2 separate regions of the Homo sapiens genome follow, and region 2 is linked to region 1. The links are chromatin contacts, found by Hi-C or POLR2A ChIA-PET in ENCODE. All regions are on one chromosome and are shown on one strand. Each heading gives the region's core, a stretch centred on a gene start or an enhancer-like site at or near the end of the contact. The rest is flanking DNA. Distances are from core to core; before and after follow the strand shown. Region 1 holds the start of MIR181A2HG (MIR181A2 host gene). Region 2 overlaps NR6A1 (nuclear receptor subfamily 6 group A member 1).

Evidence for each region. A loop is a pair of places that touch in the nucleus more often than their neighbours do. ChIA-PET counts read pairs that join two places held with the same protein, here RNA polymerase II (POLR2A). Pooled maps may share reads with other maps.
Region 2: a map of PC-9 shows a loop between it and region 1 (8-fold over the local background). The contact joins the enhancer-like site here to the promoter of MIR181A2HG in region 1. A Hi-C loop is called at or near these places in 13 of 168 maps with a recorded cell type or tissue (Caco-2, Calu3, DLD1 and 9 more) and 3 of 50 pooled maps. POLR2A ChIA-PET finds 5 or more read pairs at or near these places in 23 of 52 experiments (A549, A673, AG04449 and 20 more).

Annotation. Positions count from the first base shown.
Region 1 is chr9:124,655,842-124,662,778 of GRCh38, reverse strand. It overlaps MIR181A2HG (MIR181A2 host gene), which reads right to left and starts at 4,343. Exons shown (of 2, transcript NR_038975.1): 1 at 4,038-4,343. The region is part of intron 2 of NR6A1 (nuclear receptor subfamily 6 group A member 1); the gene reads left to right. RefSeq lists enhancers at 3,306-3,355, 4,177-4,296.
Region 2 is chr9:124,694,324-124,701,260 of GRCh38, reverse strand. The region is part of intron 2 of NR6A1 (nuclear receptor subfamily 6 group A member 1); the gene reads left to right. It overlaps MIR181A2HG (MIR181A2 host gene), which reads right to left. Exons shown (of 2, transcript NR_038975.1): 2 at 2,633-2,943. Among named protein-coding and RNA genes, the nearest start is that of MIR181B2, 4.1 kb to the right of the region's middle. RefSeq lists an enhancer at 5,694-6,239. Within about 2 kb of position 3,785, at least 5 of the 41 ENCODE cell types and tissues checked have a DNase peak (open chromatin) inside an H3K27ac peak, as active enhancers do; they include IMR-90, PC-9, endothelial cell of umbilical vein and 1 more, where a contact is called at or near this core.

The sequences.
Region 1 (6,937 bases), core at 3,094-5,593:
GAGATTTTTTTTGACAAAGCAGCCTGCATGGGACAGCATGGTCACACATCGGCTGGTAAAGCAATCTCCTGTCCAAATGTTTCATTTTATTCCAGTTGAATTGCTGACATGGCCAGCATTAATATTTTAGGATACTTGTTTATGAAGGCTTGCCTTGTGTTTTGAATAGTATCTATCTGATAGTCTACAAGGAGTCACATTGTGAGTATTTAAGGGGAAAAATGTAATAATAATAGCTACTCTTTTTTGGAATCTCTACCATGTGCCTGGCACCTTACTAGATACTTTACATACTTCACTGCGAGCCGTTCTATATAAATCCTGCAGGGTGTCTATTTCCCCATTTTGCAGGTAAGGATACTAAGTTTCAGAGGGGTAAATTAATTTGCCTAATATCATCTAGCTAGCAAAGTTGATACTCATAAACCTACTCAAGACCAAGTGACTTCTAGGTCCTGGTTTTTTGTTACACATATTGTCCATTGCTGTGATACCATGAAACTATTGAATTAATTGTCTCATATGTTTAGGAAGAAGTTTTTGACACTAAATTAGTACCATTCTGGAGCATTTCACGTACTCTGGCCATGACTACCTGTCTTCCAGTACTATCTAATATTCTTTGTAACTTCTTCATTGCAACCAAGGGGGAAAAAAATGGACCTGGACCTCTTTTCTCATCCTTGGTTTCAAATGCTTTTTTTTTTTTTAAAGGTATTTCTCAAGTATTATGGCACTAGCTATCTTGTCATACTTGTCATTGTATTTTTTACTTAAATTTTTTCATGTCCAGCTGGATGTGTAGTTGAAGATGGGTATGCTGGATATAAGCATAGCCCAGATCAGCACTGTCCAGTAGAACTTTCTGCAGTGATAGAAATGTCTTATATCTGGGCTATCCCATATGATAGTCACATGAGGCTATTGAGTGCTTGAAATGTGGTGTGTATAACTAAAGAACTGAGTTTTCTGTTTTATTTAATTTTGATTAATTTAAATCAAAATAGCCACATAGAGCTAGTTGCTACTGTATTGGACAACGCACTTTGGGATAGTAACTGATGTTTGTGTTTGGTGAGTAATAATAGTATTTGAGGAAGCCCAATTGTTGGTAGCTTAAAGGTTGCTATTATGTTTACCAGCACCATTAAATCTGGCACGTGTTCAGCTTCACACCGTATTATCATGGGACCAAATAGATTAGAATAATTGATGTTTCCAAAGCCTTTTTTGACCATTCATGGTCTCATTTGATAAATCTTTCAGATATGATATCATTTCGAACTTGTGTTTACTAATGGATCACAGAAGAAGGGCAGAAGAGCAAAACCATTTATAGCTTCCTTGTGCAGGGTCTCCTCCTCCTGTTGAAATGGACACCAGTCTGGCCTGTTGGTGCTCAGGTTGCAGCATGAGGGCCTGGACAAGAATCCATGTACTGTTTCCCCCTGCTCGTTTCTTGAGATTGGAGAAGTATCTCTCCCTCATTCACTTAGAATATCCATTAAATTTATTTTTTAGGTCTTAAGGAAGTAGAGGCAATTTCTGATTTAGCCAGGGAGCTACACTAATTTGATAATAAAGTGTAGTTTTTTTTTCTAGTATTCCAGAATAAATTCTTGGGGCTTTGATTTTAATTCTTTGTTTTGGAAAATACAACCCAGAACTCGGAAGTTTTCTGTATAATGCTAGCCTCTAAATTGGTATATATATTCTAAAGAAACTTTTGATGGAATTAAATAATAGATTTTATGTGATATTTTGGAGAGAAATTAATGTCCCTCGAGTTTTGATGTATTTAATTATTTTCTTTTGGAATTTTAAAAAGATACTAATTTTATTACATGTCACTTGTGTTACTAAGCGTATTTTTTTCCTGACATTTTATTTATAAAATGCTCTCCTTTCTACCAGAGTGTACAGCTAATCAACTCTGGATGCTTTTGATATTTCTTACTGTGCCAAGGGCATTGAATGAAGTTCCCTGTAGTGAGAAAAGCGAGCACATGGGACTCGTGACTTTATGTACTCCAACAATAGAGCTTTTATGACATTGGAGGTGGTTAAAAAAGCTAGAAGTAGCTCTTAAACATGGCATCTCTGTGTTGCCTTTTTTTTTTTTTTTTTTTTGTATTCTCAGAGCTGCCAGGAGTGCATCGAGCCTGTAATTTCCTGTTCTCTGAATCCCCCATCTTTCTGCAGCTCCAAGCTTTGTGTCCCACAGCCTGTGACTCTGTGCTAACAAATCGCTATTGTCCAGTGGGGCGAATGGTGGCTGGAACTAAAGAATTGCTGTCTGGTTTCTATTCAAATCCAGGTAGCGAGATATATGAATGGACTTTTCGAATCGTCATGTGAATAACGTCTGCTCGGCATGAAGGCTCAGAGCCATGCTAGGAAGGATTAACTCGTAGGCTGACCACTAACATCCTTTGTGGTACGAGGGAGAAACATTCCCAAGTATCATTTTATTCACACTTAATTTTCTATCCCATACCCCCAAAATAAGGCTAGCTATTTAATTAGTTGGCTGCTTTTCTCTTAATTTTTAGTGTTTCTGTTGATAATGTGTAAGTTTGGGAAAATGCTAAGTAGCTTTTCACTTAGAACACTGTTATTTTCTCTTTAAAGTTTTCTACCTTACATTTATTATAGCATAGTTATCTTTATAGCATAGATGCAGAAAGTAAGAGAGAGCTTGTTTTTTCAAGAAAACAACCCTTTAAAATACTTTCCAACCCATGAAGGGAAAAATCCTCCTTTTTTCCCCCAAGTGCATTCTACTTATTACTTTGCATTTTTCTCCCAAAGTCCAAATTTATGCAAAGAAAATAGAAACAAGTTCAAATGCAATGCATTAACCAAATAAAACAAGTCTGCTTCAAATTAGGAACCAACCTAAGCATTTGTAAAGTGTAGCAGAATCAGAATTCTTTTAAAAATTAGATTTGGAACCTGAACTATATAATTCATAATTCTCATTTTTCTGTGGAAAATTATTTTATCTTTCTCCTGTATACCTGAAAAAATGTCCATAGGCTTAAAGGGTCATGCTTTTACATTCCTTCCATATCACAGGTACTATGAAGTAAGGAGACTTTTAGGTTTCTTTTTGTCTTAAACTCAGACAGCTTTGTAAGCAGTAGTGTGTAGATTACAAGAGTTAGACAAAAGCAGGCGCGACTGAGAAGAGTTGGTGGGGGAGAAGCTTGGGGCACTTCCTGTCACTCAACACATTCCAGATCACTAAAAAATTTCCACACCCTCTGCATTCCCCCTTGCCCACTCCAGTTCCCGGTATTTTCTGATTCCATATGTTGTGGTATTTACCATACTTCTCTCCCTCACTAGGCTCTGGCAAGACTGCTTCAGAGGGGATGCATTCCTTTAGATTGCACAAAGCGGAGCTGGGAAAATGGCTGGCAGTTTCAGAATCTAGTCACGATCGCACGCATGAGCACCTCACACATCCATGTCCCTACCCGCCCCCCCGCTCCCGCCCCTGCAGCTGGCTGACCTGTCTCACCCACTGCTGGCCTATCGAACGGCCAGGACTGTCTGGTTTTGGCTCGTGCCTTTGTCCATGTCTGGCTTAGTTCCTCTCTGTCTATGCTTGCCTCTACCCCCACCGCCCCAGGCGGCACAAGTGTTTGGCCACACAAAACTAGAGATAGAAAAGGTGGTAAAAACTTCAAACTTTTCTAAATTCTCCAACAGTTTATTTCTTGTGAATTTCTTCCTTCTTTAAATACTCCATTTTAAGAAAACAAAAAAATTAATTATCTAAAGGCAAAGAATGGAAAGCAACCTTTGTGTTCCTTATAATAACTGACTTCATAACTCTCTCCAGCTGCGTTATGGGATGTGTATAAAAAGCTTCTGTTCTGAGAACAAAGGAGCACGTGCAGAAATGAGACGAAAAAATCCACTGACAGTATTCCATTACACAAATTACTTAAAAGATTTTAGTCAAGCCCCTCAACAGATTCAATTTTAAAATGGCTTTTAGTTAAAAAAAAAAAATTGAAAGTGCTTACCCAGTAAAAGAACCGAAGTAGTCCTGAACTGTTACGTAAGACTTTTTACAGTTGGATCTTTGTCAAAAGGGGATGGGGGTGATGGGAGAAAGCAGCAACGACAATCAAAAAAGTTCGAGCTGCTGTGGCTAGAGGACAACTTCTGTGTTTCCAGATAGGATTCTTGCTGTAGAAATGGAACTTCCAGCCAGCACAGCATCCTGTCCCAGTAGAGAAATGAGTTTGTCAGTTAAAACAAAAAAAAAATTAGATACTGGAACCCAGGCTAGACGAGGTATTGAACCGCGCCAGATTTCCTTGCAGCCCTGTCTGCTCAGCTCGCATTGAACTATATATGACCCAGATGATGGACAGAAGCACATTTAGTCATGTGCACACTGGAAGAAAGCGGATTTGCTGGTCCCTGGCAGTGCAGGGGTTTGTCTTCTGATTGGGCTGTGCCCTGATCGGTGAAATGTGAAGCCCTCACCATTCAGAGGCCGTAATTCAGGACTGGCAGTTTGAGTGTCTGGCTGCCTCTAGTCACTGAGAGACTTTGAAGGTGTTGCTTTTGTTTGGTGGCATTACCCACCCAGAGGTTGCTTACACCTCTCTACTTGTGTCAGAAGAAATACTAGTCTTTCTGAAATACAAATAGGCAGCCGATTTTTCCTGAATCCTAAATCACCCTATTGTTGATAAACTTGGCTCTAACTGAAACCAATTATTTGATTTGAAAATTTATTGTGATCCTAACCAAGCTTCATATCCAGACCAACCCTTGGTCTTGATTTTATAGGTTTGATAAGGTAAAAATAAAAGTGGCATATTTGACTTTGAAGCCTCTATATGATATAAATTGCTCTTAATGAAAATTGGATAGATGGACAACAGAGAAGTGAAGTTTTAGATTCTGGAGTGTTTGGATGTATGAGGAAGAAGCTTTATGTCTTTTTATCCCCTTTGTGAGACTGTCACTCTTGTCCCAGTCCTAGTCACATTAGGGGTTGCTGGGGGGGGGAAGCTATGAAAGCATGGACCCTACTGAGCTGTGACATAGCCTTTAATCATGCAAGACAGCCACGGTCTGCTCTCTTCAGTCTGTCTGAACTAGGGTCCTTGGGGTTTATTTTCCATCTTTCTGAGCCACTGGGAAACCAGGTCATTATACAGGACTGTCATTTGTGACATTTTTGTTTAGTACATGGCAGTTGCTTTGTTTATTTAATGCAAGTTGACACTTCTTTAAAGTTTCAAAACAGTAAAGTTGTTTTGTGAGACCTTGACTCTGATATATGAAATCTACTCTACATGGACCAATCATTTTTTTCCGTGGACTTTCTTGTCTCTTTAGAAATTAGCTTATAGAGTCCTAAATTGATACTTAAACATACCAATAGTTCTGTTTATTTCTTGCCTTTCTCACAGTTGTTGAAATAATTCCATCTGTCTCTTTTGCTGTAAATTTTGGGTTTGGATGTTTGTACTTGGAATTTTTTAGATGTTGACTATATTATGCAGCACCTTCCATATGAGGACTACCCCAGAATTATTCTCTTGTCTTAACCCGAGAAAAGCTGTTTTGATGCACTATTAGATATAAGAATGTTCGAAAGAAGAGGAGATGAGCACTCTCTTGCTTTTTGTAAGCCACAAGACAATCTTTTTTTTTTCTAAGTTGTGGTAAGGTATATGTAACATAAAATTGACTGTTGTAATAATTTTTAAGTGTATAGTTCTGTGGTGTTAAGTGCATTCACGTTGTTTTGCAGCCTTCACCACCATCCATCCACCACAGAACTCTTCTCCTCTTGCAAAACTGAAATTCTCTACCTACCTGTTAAACACTAACTTGCCATTCTTCCCTCCCCCAGGCCCTGGGGACAACCATCATTCTACTTTCTCTTTGATTTTTTGTTTTTTGTTTTTGGAGACGGAATTTTACTCTTGTTGCCCAAGCTGGGATGCAATGGCACTGTCTTGGCTCACTGCAACTTCCGCCTCCTGGGTTCAAGCAATTCTCCTTCCTCAGCCTCCTGAGTAGCTGGGACTACAGGTGCCCACCACCACGCCTGGCTAGTTTTTGTATTTTTAGTAGACACGGGGTTTCACCATGTTGGCCAGGCTGGTCTCGAACTCGTGATCTCAAGTGATCCACCCACCTTGGCCTCCCAAAATCCTAGAATTACAGGCATGAGCCCACCGTGCCTAGCCTCTGTCTGTTTGCTTTTTGACTACTCTAGATACCTCATATAAGTGGAATAATACAAGATGTGTTCCCTTTTGACAGGCTTATTTCACTTAGCATGGTGTCCTCAAGGTTCATGCATGTTGTCGCATGTCAGAATTTCCTTACGTTTTAAGGCTGAATAATATACCATTGCATGTGTATACTACTGTCTTAGTCCCTTTAGTGTTGCTGTAAAGGAATACCTGAGGCTGGGTAATTTATAAAGAAAAGAGGTTTATTTGGCTCATGGTTCTGCAAGCTGTACAAGAAGCATGGCACCAGCTTCTGGTGAGGGCCTCAAGCTGCCTCCATTCATGGCACAAGGTGAAAGGGAGCTGGTGTGTGCAGAGATCACATGGTAGGAGAGGAGGAGGCAAGAGAGAGAAGAAGGAGGTGCCAGACTACTTTAAAACCATCAGCTTTTGCAGGGAGTTATAGAGCCAGCACTCACTGACTACTGCAAGAATGGCACCAAGACATTCATGAGGGATCTGCCTTCATGACCCAGACACCTCCCACCAGGCCCCACCACCAACATAAGGGGTTAGATTTCAGCATGAGACTCAATGAGGGGGGAGCAAACAAATTACATCCAAACTGTAGCAACCACATTTTGTTTATCCATTCATCTGTCAATGGACACTTAAGTAGCTTCCACTTTTTTGCTATCAAGACAGTTTTTCTTGACTAT
Region 2 (6,937 bases), core at 2,536-5,035, 39 kb before region 1:
CGAAAAGACTGTCAAAATGTTCTAGAAAGTGTTAGGATGTGTAGAAACTAGAAATCTTGCGTGTTACAATGGTAATGTAAATCAGTTGGAAATCAGTTTGGCAGTTCATTAAAAAGTTAAACTTACCATATGATCCAGCAATTCCACTCCTGGATATCCAAGAGAATTAAAAACTTATGTCCATACAAAGACTGTATGTAGGCCAGGTGTGGTGGCTCATGCCTGTAATCTCAGCACTTTGGGAGGCCAAGGCGGGTGGGTCACCTGAGGTCAGGAGTTTGAGACCCGCCTGGCCAACATGGAGAAACCCCTTCTCTACTAAAAATACAAAAATTAGCTGGGTGCGTTGGCATGTGCCTGTAATCCTTGCTACTCAGGAGGCTGACACAGGAGAATCGCTTGAGCCTGGGAGGTAGAGGTTGCAGTGAGCTGAGATTGCACCATTGCACTCCAGCCTGAGCCACAGGGCGAGAACTTGTCTCAAAAAAAAAAAAAAAAAAAAAAAAGGCTATGTAAATGTTTATTGATAGCATTATTATAAATGTTCATTAATAGCCCAAACCTGGAAACAATTCAAATATCCAGCAGCTGGTGAATGGATAAACAAAATGTGGAATACCTATATAATGCAATACTATCAACAATATTTATTTATTCAACAATAAAAAGGAATGAATTACCAGTACATGCTACAACATGGATAAACCTAAAACTCATAATAAATGAAAAAAGCCAAACTTCACTGGGCGTGGTGGCTCATGTCTGTAATCCCAGCACTTTGGGAGGCTGAGGCAGGTGGATCACTTGAGGTCAGCAGTTCGAGACCAGCCTTGCCAACATGGTGAAACCCCATCTTTACTAAAAAAATAAAAATTAAAAAATTTAAAAAAATGCAAAAATTAGCCGGGCATGGTGGTGTATGCCTGTAGTCCCAGCTACTCTAGAGGCTGAGGTGGGAGAATCACTTGAACCTGGGAGACGGAGATTGCAGTGAGCCAAGATCACGCCACTGCACTCCAGCCTGGGTGACAGAGTGAGACCCCATTTCAAAAAAAAAGCCAAACTCAAGCGAGTACATGTTATATGATTTCTCCTATATGAAATGTCCAGAGGCTGGGCGTGGTGACTCACACCTGTAATCCTAGCACTTTGGGAGGCTGAGGTGGGCAGATTACTTGAGGCCAGGAGTTTGAGACCAGCCAGGCCAACATGGCGAAACTCCATCTCTACTAAAAAAAAAGGCGGGTGTGGTGGCGCATGCCTGTAATCAAAGCTACTCAGGTGACTGAGGCATGAGAGTTACTTGAACCCGGGAGGTAGAGGTTGCAGTGAGCTGAGATCATACCACTGCACTCCAGTCTGGGCGAAGACTGGAAGAAGAGCAAGACTGTCTCAAAACAAAAACCAGAACAAAATGTCCAGAGAAGTCAAATGTATAGAGACAGATCAGTGGTTGTCTGGGGGCTAAGTTGGGAGTGGAAACAGGAACAAAGGGAGTTTTATGGGTGATGCAAAGGTTCGAAATTAGATTTTGGTGATGCTTGCACAAGTCTATAAATGAATGAATAAAAGTCATTGAATTATACACTTACAACAGGCGAATTTAATTGCATGTGAATTATACCTAAACAAAGCTGTTTAAAGAAATATTTAAGATTGGCTGGAAGCAGGAAAAGGAAGGGACGTCTTGACAAAATGATTTAAGTTCATTGATCAGATGGGGCCCCACTGATTATTTGCTATGTCATTATTCTTCACCTTGGAAGCTTATAATCCCAAAGCCTTACCCTGTGTCCTACCCCACTACAGAGTATAATAGCAACTTCTTGTTTGGGAGGTGACTCAAGTGTTTGGAGTTGCTACTGATGGACCTAGAGTGAATGATATTTCCCATCCAGTCTGATGACACTTACATGCAGAAAAGGCCTTCTTTTAACCCTGGGTTATGGGTTAACTTTATCCAGACATCTTGCACACATATACTGCTGGTTGACAAGTAGGCAAGAGTTTGGGTAGTGAGAGGATCTTGTCTGAACTACTTGTCTGTACCTGTGGAGCAGCACCATCAGAGACTAGGATACTTTGGCCTATACCTTGTGCTGTTTGCAGAGCGCTTTTTCACATCTGAGATGGAGAGGGTATATTTAGTCGTCCTTTTACAGAGAAGTAAGACTTAAACAGGGTGACTGGCTTGACCACGAATACATAATCAGGGCAGAGCTGAACTTAGCTGAACTTAAATTCAGATTTTCTGACTCTTGTATTTCAAGCGATTTCTTCTATACCTACCGTTTTTTGCCCCAACTACTTACTGGGAAGAGGAGAGAAAAGGGCATACGATTTTGATTGGTTGTGTGTTTTTCAGTAGATTTAGTCTGAAGAACAGGAAGGGAAGTTGGGCTACAGTGTAAGTTCATGGGTTCTGTGGCAAGTATAGCCAGGATAATTTTATCCTGATATTTGGTAGCTATTAAAATTATATATAGGCTGAAACTGCAATGTGTGGGACAGATAGATAGCTGAAGGTATCCTGTGCTTGGTTCAAGGAGAAGATTACTTCCTAAGTTATAAATATAATTGTGCTAGAAATTACAAGAAAATTCGTTTGATAAAAAAAGTTAAAAATTCATTTGATTAAAAAAAACATTTATTATCTACTCCATGCCAGGCCCCTTGACAGGTTATGAGATCACAAAGTCCAGTTGGATCTTGTTGAGGTACAGCCTGAGAGGAGAACATGAATAGGCTGGAATTTCCTTCATTGTGTTCGTTCTCTGAGGATGACTTATCTGTCCTCCAAAGTGACCACCTCCCACGGATCGAGAGCCTGTTACTTTCTACTATCCCTGCAGCTGTGCTTTCCACAGGACAGTTCGCCTTTCCTTCCTTTCCTCTGTGGATTCTTCCATCTGATTTTCAGCCGAATGTAGGTAGATTCTGCATCTAAAAGAAATCTTTGTTTTTCCTTTTTCTTTTTTTTTAATACATGATTTAAAAGGCGAAAGATTTATATGATCTGAAGAGAAACCAGAGTAGAAAGACATGATTTAAAATTAACTTTTTCTTAATTGTTGAAATAGTTTATGCTTATTGGTAAATACTTGGAAGATCTATAAGAGTATAAATAATAAACATAAAAATTACCTATAATTCTACAACTTTGAGATCACAGTTGTTAACGTCTTTGCTTCTAGTCTGTTTGAACTTCCTGTCTGCTTTTTGTCTCCTATCAGCCAGTCATGCTTGGCAGCGCTTACAAAACACACACACAACACATGCACATACACTAAGATCTTAATATTTTGTGTGTCAGATCTTGTGTGAAATTCTTTACATGTATTCTTAATCTTCAAGCAGCCCTGTGAAGCAAATACTATTGTTGTATCTCCTATTTACAGATGACACAGATTTAAAGGTTAAGTAATTTGCTCAAGTTCATATAGTTGCTAAGTAACAGCTGAGATTTTTACCCTCATTTAGCCCAAGCTCTTCATCACTACCTTTCCAGAAATCTATTTCCACAATGACTAGAACGCCAAAATTGTTCTTTCCAAAACTATTAGTAATCTGTTTTTTTTTTTTTTAAATCCTACCTTCTTTTCTGGCCTTGTCTCATGACTTTTTCACCATCTTTTTATGTGCTTTAGTCACAATTTCTGTTTTGTAAAAACACTGCTTCTTTGGCCTACACAACATACCATCCATTCTCTATGCTTGGAATGCTTACTCTATTTCACCAAGGTAGTTACACATACCCTTGAAGTCTTTACTTATACATCACTTCCTCAAGGAAGTTCCCTGACCCTTCTTACCACCAAGACTGGATTGGTCCCTCCTATTATTTGCTCTCATAGTACCTTACTTTTATCTTCTGCAGAGCTCTTCACACTTGCAATTAGCTATTTGTTCGTTAGAATTAGTTCTGCCTTTTACGTTATATACTTTTGTTTCTTCCATGTCTCCTGGCTCCTGTTGCAGTCCAGGTATACACTAGGTGTCCAATAAGTATTTGTTACCTTTTTCTTTCTGCACTTAGATCATTCTTTCTCAGATCCATGCTTATGAATCATAAATGTGCATTCCTTGTTCTGATATCTGTTCCAAAAGTGGAATCCTCTTTCTTCCATTGTGAAATTGCCCATTTCTTTCTTAGTACACTCCAGGCTCCTAATCTAGTCAGGAAAGTTTGGCATCATTCTTGACTCTTTGCTTTCTTTTCTGTTTGAGCCAGTTCTTTGGAAGGTGGTTCTGATATATCGATATGGAAAGATGGCCACAATATTTTAAGTGAAGAAAGATTTCAGGCCGGGTGCGGTGGCTCACGCCTATAATCCCAACACTTTGGGAGGCTGAGGCGGGTGGATCACTTGAGGTCAGGAGTTTGAGACCAGCCTGGGCCACATGGCAAAATCCTGTCTCTACTAAAAATACAAAAAATTATCCAGGCATGGTGGTACGTGCCTGTGGTCCCAGCTACTTGGGAGGCTGAGGTGGGCGGATCACTTGAGGTCAGGAATTCGAGACAGCTTGGCCAACATGTCAAAACCACATCTCTACTAGAAATACAAAAATTAGCCAGGCGTGGTGGTGAGTGCCTGTTGTTCCAGCTACTTTGGAGGCTGAGGTGAGAGGATCAGTTGAACCCAGGAGGCAGAGGTTGCAGTGAGCCGAGATCACACCACTGCACTCCAGCCTGGGTGACAGAGCGAGACTCCATCTCAAAAAAAAAAAAAAAAAAAAGCTAGAGAACATTATGTATAATTTGTGATGTTATTTTCTCTAAGTATAAATACATGCATTTTAAGTATCTTGAAATATCTGTGAGGCTATACACCGAACAGGATGATGGAAGGGGGTCAGCCAGTAGGCTTTTATTTTGAAAAACAAAAGCCAAAGTATGCCTTTTTGAGATAACCTTTCCTTTCATTCCATTCCTGTTGACTCAGTTCTACCCCTGCTAACTTGTGCAAGAAAGTTCTCTTTTTTCTCTTTTCTTCCCCTCACTTCATCTGCTTAGTGACTCTTCCCAGTCTTGCTTTCATTGTCTCCTTGCTGAGTTTAGCATTTAAAACGGCTCTCTGTTGGACTAATTGACTTTGCGCCTTGCTCACAAGTCCTTCTGTAATATGTCCTTTTACCTTTTCAGTGCCATTCCTTATGACTCCCTAATACAGTCTCTGGACTATTCTCTTCCTGTCCCCTATACATGCCATGTAATTTTTCTGTTACAGGTATTTATTTTGAGGCCTATCTGCAGAAAACACCCTTTAACTTACATAATTGTCTCCCTTCTTGTAGTACTTAGTTTTATCCAAGAGAAAACTTGGATTTGGTTTAATGAAATATATAATTGTTTCATTGGCATATTTAAAGACTATGTAATAGTCTGTAAATAAATAGCATGCTTGTTCAAGTGTACATTTTTCAAAGTACGTGTCAGACATTCTTTTCTAATGTTTTCAGAAATTTTGGAAATAATTGGTTAAAAATAAATGCCTAGAATGCACAGCATCTTGAAAAACAAGACTGCGTGGAGTACCTTCTGTGTGTCTACCAGTCTCACAAAAAACTCTTCTATAAAGACCCCCTCGGGCCGGGCGCGGTGACTCATGCCTATAATCCCAGCAATTTGGGCGGCCGAGGCGGGCGGATCACTTGAGGTCAGGAGTCTGAGACCAGCCTGGCCAACATGGCTCTACTAAAAACACATTTCTTCTAAAAACACAAAAATTGACTGGGTGTGGTGGCGGGCCAGCTACTTGAGAGGCTGAGGCACGAGAATCACTTGAACCCAGGAAGCAGAGGTTGCAGTGAGCCGAGATCGCATCACTGTACTCCAGCCTGGGAAACAGAGCAAGACTGTCTCAAAAAAACAAACAAACGAAAGAAAAACACACACAAAAAAACCTTTTGGTAATTTCTTTGGGTAGGTTTTAGTTTTTTAGATAGCGTAAATCCAAATCCATTCATTTCCATAAAACATCAGACACAATTTGATGTATATTTGGCCACCAAACATGGTGCAAAATTTTATGTAGTCTGGAGATACTTAAAAGCAGCACAAATGTGACTCTACCTGTCTGCACTCAGCAGAATAGTGGCGATTTCAGGTGGTGACACAAAAGGTTGGGCAATAGTTGAAAAGTGGATGACATGAAATGTGGTGGTGGGATGGGGGCAGGAAGCCGATGTTAAGCTAGTGAACTTTATTTACTTTGCTTCCAGCTTCCAGTGACCCAAAATCACCTCGTCTAGAGTAGGGCTCAGGAATTTGCCATTTTAAAAGCAACTCTAGATGATTCTGGTGTACAAGAAGTTTGGGAAACACTGGCTTGAACCTGATATTTTCTCTGAACTCTCATAGTTTTCTTTAGATTTTTCTTTTGGCTTTGATTTCTCTTTCTGGTTCTTGTCTCATTACCCCATCACTTCTCCTTCCTAATTTGACAGGAAAGCCTTGTCAAATTAAGGCTTGCTTAATTGTCAAGGCTAATTTGACAAGACTCTTCTCTTACTGTCTTATTTGACTTTTGCTATGAGAATCTGCTTCTTCTTAGACTTAAGTGTATGATAAATTATTCATGACCAAGGGCCTTGTTTTTCTTTCTTTAACATGGGATTTAGTGGCTTATCTCATGTTACAGGATTTAGAGAGTTGATACTACATTTAAATTTTTTGTTAAGAAAAATGTACATCTTCTATCTCACTTAGGTGTTTTTCCTGTTTGAGGGACATGGTTTGCAAAGGTTAGAATGAATGAGCCTCATAGTTTTTGTCAAAAGAGAATATTGATGTACATCTGAATAATAACCAGAACATTCATATTAAGTCATACTATATAGCCATTTAAAAGAATGACGAGTACATAAAAGACTGTTGTGGAAGTCTATGATATATAGCTGAATAACAAAATAGATTATAGAACAATAGGTAAAA